Regions from separate parts of the Homo sapiens genome. Here region 2 is linked to region 1. Evidence: chromatin contacts called from ENCODE Hi-C or POLR2A ChIA-PET data. All regions are on one chromosome and are shown on one strand. Each heading gives the region's core, a stretch centred on a gene start or an enhancer-like site at or near the end of the contact. The rest is flanking DNA. Distances are from core to core; before and after follow the strand shown. Region 1 holds the start of BBX (BBX high mobility group box domain containing). Region 2 holds the start of NECTIN3 (nectin cell adhesion molecule 3).

Region 1 (3,384 bases), core at 550-3,049:
GGACTAATTTGTCCACAGACAGTTAAAATATTGACTAGACCCTACACACTGGGAAGGAAGGGGAATGCACGCTTTATTTTCCTTCCTACAGAAAGGAAAGCAAAAAATAGCTTCTCTCTCTGTCTCTCCCTCTCCCCCCCCCCCCCTCTGTCGTACATGTTGTGTCTTAGCTTTTTGCATCGTTTCGTTTTACCTTCCTCATTTAGCAGAAATGATCGCGGCTATTTCACACATAAACGTGTTCCAGATTCTGGGATTCAGGGTCCTTGTAAATTACAGGACTCGGGTTCGGTCTCAGTTATGTTAAGTTTCATACAATACCAAAAAATAAATAAAATATGATAATAAATTTCAGAGGGTGAGTGAGCGAGACGAGGTGGAGGAGGAAAAGAAACCTCGAGTCTGATTTCTGTAATTTACTAGCGACCCGGATCGCAGCAAATAACAGTGTAACACGAGTGTGGCTTAAGAGGGCTAGGGAGCTCTTTCTAGAGGCATCGACCCCATCCCCGGATAAAGGATCTGCAAGTTTTCTGTCATCGCGACCAGGCAAAGCCGTAACTTACCTTCAGAAATAAGACTTTAAACGGCCAAGGCCTTCCTCCTCCCCTCCACCACCACCCTCAGCCTCGCTCTCTCCACCTTAAACTTATTGACACAACATAATCCCACATTCAAGCAAAATCCTGACACAGCCTCCCTCCTCCTCTTCCCCCTCCTCTCTTCCCTCCCGTTCTCTCTCTCCCTCTCTCTCTGTCTCCCTCTCTCCCCCCCCTTCCCTCCCTCTTCTCTCTCCCCTTCTCCCTCGCCCTCTTCCCCCTCTCCCCCTATTCTTCCTCCAGGCTACTCTGGCACTAAAACAGCACTTTCTCTACTCGCCGCGCATTTGGGTAGGGGTGGGGGGTGAGAGGGCACTGATCTGCGGGGCCGGAACACCCAAATCCCAACTCTCCAGATGAACGAGCAACTGGGCTGCTGTTCCCGGTCACCAACGCAGACGAAACGTTCAATAAATCCACCGAAGGCTGGCTCCTCGTACCTTCCTCCACTGCCCCTGCTCCCCAGGCCCCACCTCCCCGGCAGCCGAGACCAGGCAGGGCTCCACGTACTTTCGCCGAGATGAAGTTTGGGGCTCCCCGGGCGGCCACGAGCCGCCCGCCGGCGTGAGGGCTCTGTTGTTGTTTTCCTGGGGCCGCTCCAGCCCGCGCCCCGGCGCCCGTGCCCCTCTCAGGCGGCGCTGCCTGTGTGCCGAGAGGTGCTGGTTGCAAACGCAGCCTGGCACCGGCTGGCCTACTACTCCCCAGCCCGGCCCCCAGCCTCCCGCTCGCAGGGCACTGCCTCAGCGCCCCCCGCCCCCCGGCCCCAGCCGGCGCGGCCGCCGCGACCCTCGCCCCCGACCTCTCCCGACCCAAAGTTTTGGCGGAGGGGGAAAGTGCCCAGGGAGCGGGCCGGCTGGCGGCGGCTCCGGACGCGCGGGGTTCCCTCCGTCTTCCTCAAGTCCACCCTACCGGCTGCCGCCGCCGCCGCCGCCGCCGCCGCCGCTGCTCCTGCCGCGGAGTCCTTGGGGCTGCAGCCCGGCGGCTCGCAAGTGAGTAGGAAAACAGAAAGTGAGGGGAGTGCGCCCAGGGAGGGCTGGGGATGGGGGGCGCCTACCTCGCGGGCTCGCCGGGCGTGAGGGCGTGTGTGTAGCTAGCCCTCAGCGGCCAGTCAGGGTTTCTCTATGGGAAAGTGGAGAGAAGCTCGCGGAGCCGCTCTGCCTCCGCTTCACTGTACACTGCTCCACATACAGTACATGCAACCCGGAGAGACTGAAAACACTCATTTTATATAAGGCAGCCTGCCATTGGCCCGCGCAGTGACGGACAGGCCGCGCAGCCAAACAAGAGGCCCGTTACACCCAAACACACGCACACATACACACATTTTACAGAGACACACAAAGATCATCACATTTTCTATTTTCTAATGTTCGGGACCTGTAGACAGTAGGAGAGGACAGGTAAAGAGGCCCAGCAGAGTGGGGTAAAGGGGAAAACCCCTGTCTGCACCAAGTTGCAAGGCTTGAAACTGGTGTCCTTTTGACTTGGGAGGGTTATGGTAATAAACTACAACTCCACTGGATATGGAAGTGAGGGGGGTTTTTCATCGCTGCCTTTTGGTGCCCCATGGAAGAGGCCTGCATTGTGTTACGATTTTACAGCCTGACCCGGCTAACAAGTGGCCAAGAAAGGCTTTTATCACCTTGGATTTCTTTTGTCAATGGGTTAGCTATCACATAGGCCAAAATAGTGCAAGATAAGTTTATCAGGACTCTAATGCATTGAGGTTGTTAGTGCCTCATTCGTAGGTAGATTCAAAAAAATCAATATAACAACACACAAAGATAAACATTTTGCTGAAATAGCCAAACAACTTTTAACTGGTCAGTGGACTGCCATCACCTGTGTGGACATGCAAACTGTGCTGTTAGGTAAAATAAGTCATGGAAGATTGGCTATTGACCCTTAGCCTTCAAAACAGACCTTTGATTCAATATATACATGATTTATATTTTGCATATTATATATAAAAATATATGACTCTTTACATATTTCACATCTCATGTGAACATCATATGTTGCATGACTTTTGGAGATGATGAACCTCAGGACTGGTCTTTCTGATTGTTTTTCAACAATGCAACTTCAGAAGATTATATGAGACAGTTCAATACACATAAGTCAACAGGTTGGTGGAAAGAAGTCAAAGCTGGAAATTAGAAGGAATAAATTGTAGATTAAACTCTTTAACCAGCTGAGCAATCTTGAGCAAGTTACTTAACCTCTCCAATGCTCAGACTTGGTTTTGATTTTTAAGATTAAAATAAGAAGCTTTTCCAGATTCCCTCAATTAAATGTTTATTCAGCATCTACTATGTGTCAGGCATTATCTTAGGCCTAGATGTTTTCTTAGGGTTCCTTCCGTTTTAAGAGTTGGTGAATTATTCTCAAATACAAACATTTTGGAGATTACATAAACACTACGATTTTATGGCCTAGGTAAGTAGCTTTAAAACTTAAAGAAAACCCAACTAGGGCAACTTATTTCAGTTCCCCTTTTATTTCCTTGATGCTGTCTTAAGGTTTTTCTCTCGCATCCATAAAGTTGTTAAAAGAGTGTATGTGTGCATGTGAGCACTCCTGTGTAAGAGGGAGAAAGAGAAACAAAATCAGAAAAGTTTAAAAAGTTCAGAAAACAAAGTGGTATTTAGAAATGTGATGTTTATTTTTTTAGAAAAATCATTTTTAAAAGGAAAAGTATATAAAAAATCACAGCATTTTATTTTATTTTATTTTTGAGATGGAGTCTAACCCTGTAGCCCAGGCTGGAGTTCAATGGCGTGAT
Region 2 (3,384 bases), core at 284-2,783, 3.5 Mb before region 1:
CCTACCATGTAACAGGATTCTCCTCCTTCTAAATCACACTATTCAAGAAATGTGCACACATCTCTCCTTTTAATAAATACTAGTAAAACTTCAGTTTACGGTTTTATGAAATACTGAAAACCAATCTTTGACCAAGCTTAAGTTCTGCCCCTCTACTTTTCTTACCAAGAGCCCTCAAATAAATAACTACTCGCAGTGTTCTGATACTCCTCCTCCCACCAAAGACTGGTGTCCTTATTTTCCCAAATCGCTGCCTCCCATTAATTACCACTTAAGTCCATTTCTCTTGCATGAGGCAGACTTTTTTTTTTTTTTTTTTTTTAGCACAGTCCTTAATAAGCAGGCTTCTAGTCTGGCATACCTGGGAAGAAAACTCAGAGACTAACTCCCAAATATGACAGGAAAACAGTAACATAACACGAGGGTCAAGAGATGGGAAACAGGCGCGTGACTGTTTTGGTTAGAACAGCCGGGGCACACAGTCCATGAAATCAGGTATTTAACACGTAAATCTTGTTCCTGCGGTTTGGTAAAATAAGCACGGGCAGTGTGAGAGACGTCCCACAAGCTGGAGGGCAGGGACGAGGGTCAATCTAGAGAGCTCCAGAAGCTGTCAGGGCAGAGCCGGGGGAGTGGGCACAAGACAGAAGAAAACTAGCTGTAGGGGATTCTGCGGCTGGGTGGGCTAAAATGGTGCCTTCTCCAGGGTGGAAGGCCATGAGAAGTGGACCCGGAGGCTTCATTCCATCGGGCTCCGGTCCCTAGGGTTTCTGGGCTCACAGCTCAAGTTTCACCGGGAAAAAAAGCGGCAAACGTGCATCCCGGCACCTTAACCTACGAGGGTTCCCAGAGAATGAGCGAGGAAGTAACGGTCCCCGGAGCAAACCCGGAGTTCGGCGCACGAAGCACCATCGCCAACCCTCGGCCATCCGCACGGCGACCCGCGCGGCCGCGGGGGAGGGCAGCGGGCCGCCGGCTCAGCATTCGCTGGCCTGGCCCTTCCAGGGCCTCGCCCCGGGCGCGGCGAAAAGTTTCCAGCCAAAGTCCTCGGCACTCGCTCGCACAACCAACCGCCTCGCTGCTCCAGAGAACGGCTGGCAGAGCCGGCCGCGGCGCCCGCACCCTCAGTGGCGGCTCCCTCAGCCCACGCCGGCCGCCGAGGTTCACCTACCACAGAGCCTGGAGAAGAGCAGCAGCGGGAAGAGCAGCAGCAGCAGCGGAGGTGGCGTCGGGGGCTGCAGCAGGAGCCCGGCTCCGAGGAGAGAAGCGGAGGAAAGTTGTGCTTTGCCGCCTCCAGGACACAGCGGGGACGGCCGCAGGGTCCGCGCCATCCCCCACCCTCCCCCCGGCCCGCTCGCCCGCCCGCCCCCCGGCTCCCCCGGCCCCGGCGCCTCAGGCTCTGGGCGGAGGCTGTGGAAGGTCCGGCGCGCGCGTCCCCAGCTCCCAGCTCTAGCGCCGTCGCTGCCGGCTGACACTTGGCCGAACGCTGGCGGCTGCCTCGACACCGCCGTCGCCGACGCCACTGCCGAGGCTGAAGCGGGAGCCGCCCGCCGCCGCCGCCACTCCCCTCCCCTCGGCACCCGCCCGCGTCGAACTCCTGGGAACTCGGAACGCACCACCCCGCCCCACGCAAGAGGGGGAAAAGAAACCGACTCTCAGAGCGGGCGCCCGACTCGCCCGCCCTCCCCGCGCAACTCCACCTCCCGTCTGATCCCCGGGCGCAAGCCCTGTCTCCTCCCACCCCGCCCTCCTACACATGCTCCTCCCCTTTCAAAAAAAAATATTCTTTTCATCCACTTTGATAACGGGGTTTCTCCCACAGCAGAGATTTAAAAGGGACAGGAAAATCTGGAATAGGTTAGTCGGCCCCGCCCCTCGTTCCTGCCTGGTTTCCCCCCTTCCCTGCCTTTCCAATGGTCTCGCCCACTCCACCCCTCGCGGGTCCACGGGGGCCCCGGCGCCGACTGAGGCGAGGGCTGCGGGACAATCACGCTCGGCCTTCTCCTCTCCCGGGCGGCGCTCTCCCTGTGGCGGGGACCTGGGACGAGGGGGTGGGGTGGGGAGGGGAAGGCAGGAGGGGGCTGCCCTTCCGTTGCCCATGCTAAAGGTTCCTGTGTAGGAAGCTGGACGCAGCCTGCTGGACTAGTAATCTTCCTCCTCGCTGGGGCGCGGGGCACTGAAGGGAGGGAGAGACTTTCTCCTCCTTCCTGTTCCCCGGGACAGCTGTGCTCTCCGAATCCTTCCCTTCTTCCCAGCCCACTTATTCCCCGCTCGCCAAGGCACGTTTGCACAGGCATTTTTCCTGCTCTTTTTTCTGGGAGGGCAGCTTGGTAGAATGGTCGGCGGAGCTGGGCGAGGAGAGGGGTCTTCAGAAGGTTTGCTTTCTTGCTCTTGCTTCTCACTGGCCGCTGGGCTGTCCACTTTCCGCGCCGGGCGACTGGCAACAGGAGGCCATGGATTTCCCCCAACGAGTGCGTTGGTGTTTTTCTTTGGTTTTGTTTCCTTTGCATGTTCGTATGTGTAGTTTTATTTTCTTGCCTGTTTTCGTTTGATGGCAGAGAGGCGACCTCGGGAAGTATTAAACATTTGCCCGTATAAGAAGAGCGTCTGTGGTCCACCATGACCCTCGCTCATCCCAGGTGGCTCTCCGCCCTGCCCTCTCCATCCTCCCGCCTCGCACAGTACCGGCAGCTTGACCTTGGAGCCACTGCCACATTGGTTCCGCGGGGGGAGTAGGAGGGTGGACAATTTGGACTGTCCAGCGTAGGGGGTGAATTGAAGGCAGAGGACACCAGTCCTCAGGCCTGACACTATTAATTTTATGTAGGTCCTGTCATCTCCACGAGATAGCCATAAATGTGTTCCAGTAACAGGAAAGCTGAACAAGGATCAGCCGCCCAGAAGTTAGCCTGTCGCAGCTAAACTAATGCATGCTTGCGGCCAAGACCACGCTGTCCTCGGCTTTCAGTCAATAGGGTCTTCCCACCTTCCGCCCGCTGGATTACAAGGCTTTACTAACCTCCAAGGCTACAAGCCATTCTACACCCTGCCCACCTCTTTTTTCTTTCTTAACTTCTGCCTCCCTTCCAGTCTCCCAGCGCTCGGTCTAGTGCCTTTTTCCCTCCAGCCCTTTCCTCTTCCCTCCCTCCCTGTGCCTGTCTGCCTCTGTCGTCCCCTGTAAGCTTGTCTCCTGCAGCCAAGGCTTTCTATCACCTATTCTCAAGATGCACTTATGAATAAACCTTGTCCTGCATCGCTCCGGGAGATCCCCTGATGATGATCATAATTGACAAAATGTAGCTATTGTGACATTCCTCAGCTGTGCTGACACCACCGTTTCCCTTGAGAAAATTTCTTTTTCTATATTCGCATTCCCTAAACCTA

Evidence for each region. Hi-C counts contacts between places; a loop is a spot of excess contacts on that map. ChIA-PET counts read pairs that join two places held with the same protein, here RNA polymerase II (POLR2A). Pooled maps may share reads with other maps.
Region 2: a loop to region 1 is called in a map of CD8-positive, alpha-beta T cell, with 7 times the contacts of the local background. The contact joins the promoter of NECTIN3 here to the promoter of BBX in region 1. A Hi-C loop is called at or near these places in 2 of 168 maps with a recorded cell type or tissue (CD8-positive, alpha-beta T cell and naive thymus-derived CD4-positive, alpha-beta T cell) and 5 of 50 pooled maps. POLR2A ChIA-PET finds 5 or more read pairs at or near these places in 1 of 52 experiments (HEK293).

The regions. Positions count from the first base shown.
Region 1 is chr3:107,521,377-107,524,760 of GRCh38, reverse strand. BBX (BBX high mobility group box domain containing) reads right to left here and starts at 1,799. Exons shown (of 18, transcript NM_001142568.3): 1 at 1,654-1,799. RefSeq lists silencers at 1,123-1,192, 1,303-1,392, 1,423-1,732 and an enhancer at 2,133-2,182.
Region 2 is chr3:111,069,965-111,073,348 of GRCh38, reverse strand. It overlaps NECTIN3 (nectin cell adhesion molecule 3), which reads right to left and starts at 1,533. Exons shown (of 6, transcript NM_015480.3): 1 at 1,172-1,533. The coding sequence starts at 1,331. It overlaps LOC151760 (putative uncharacterized protein LOC151760), which reads left to right and starts at 1,583. Exons shown (of 4, transcript XR_007096272.1): 1 at 1,583-1,857. RefSeq lists a silencer at 1,706-1,805.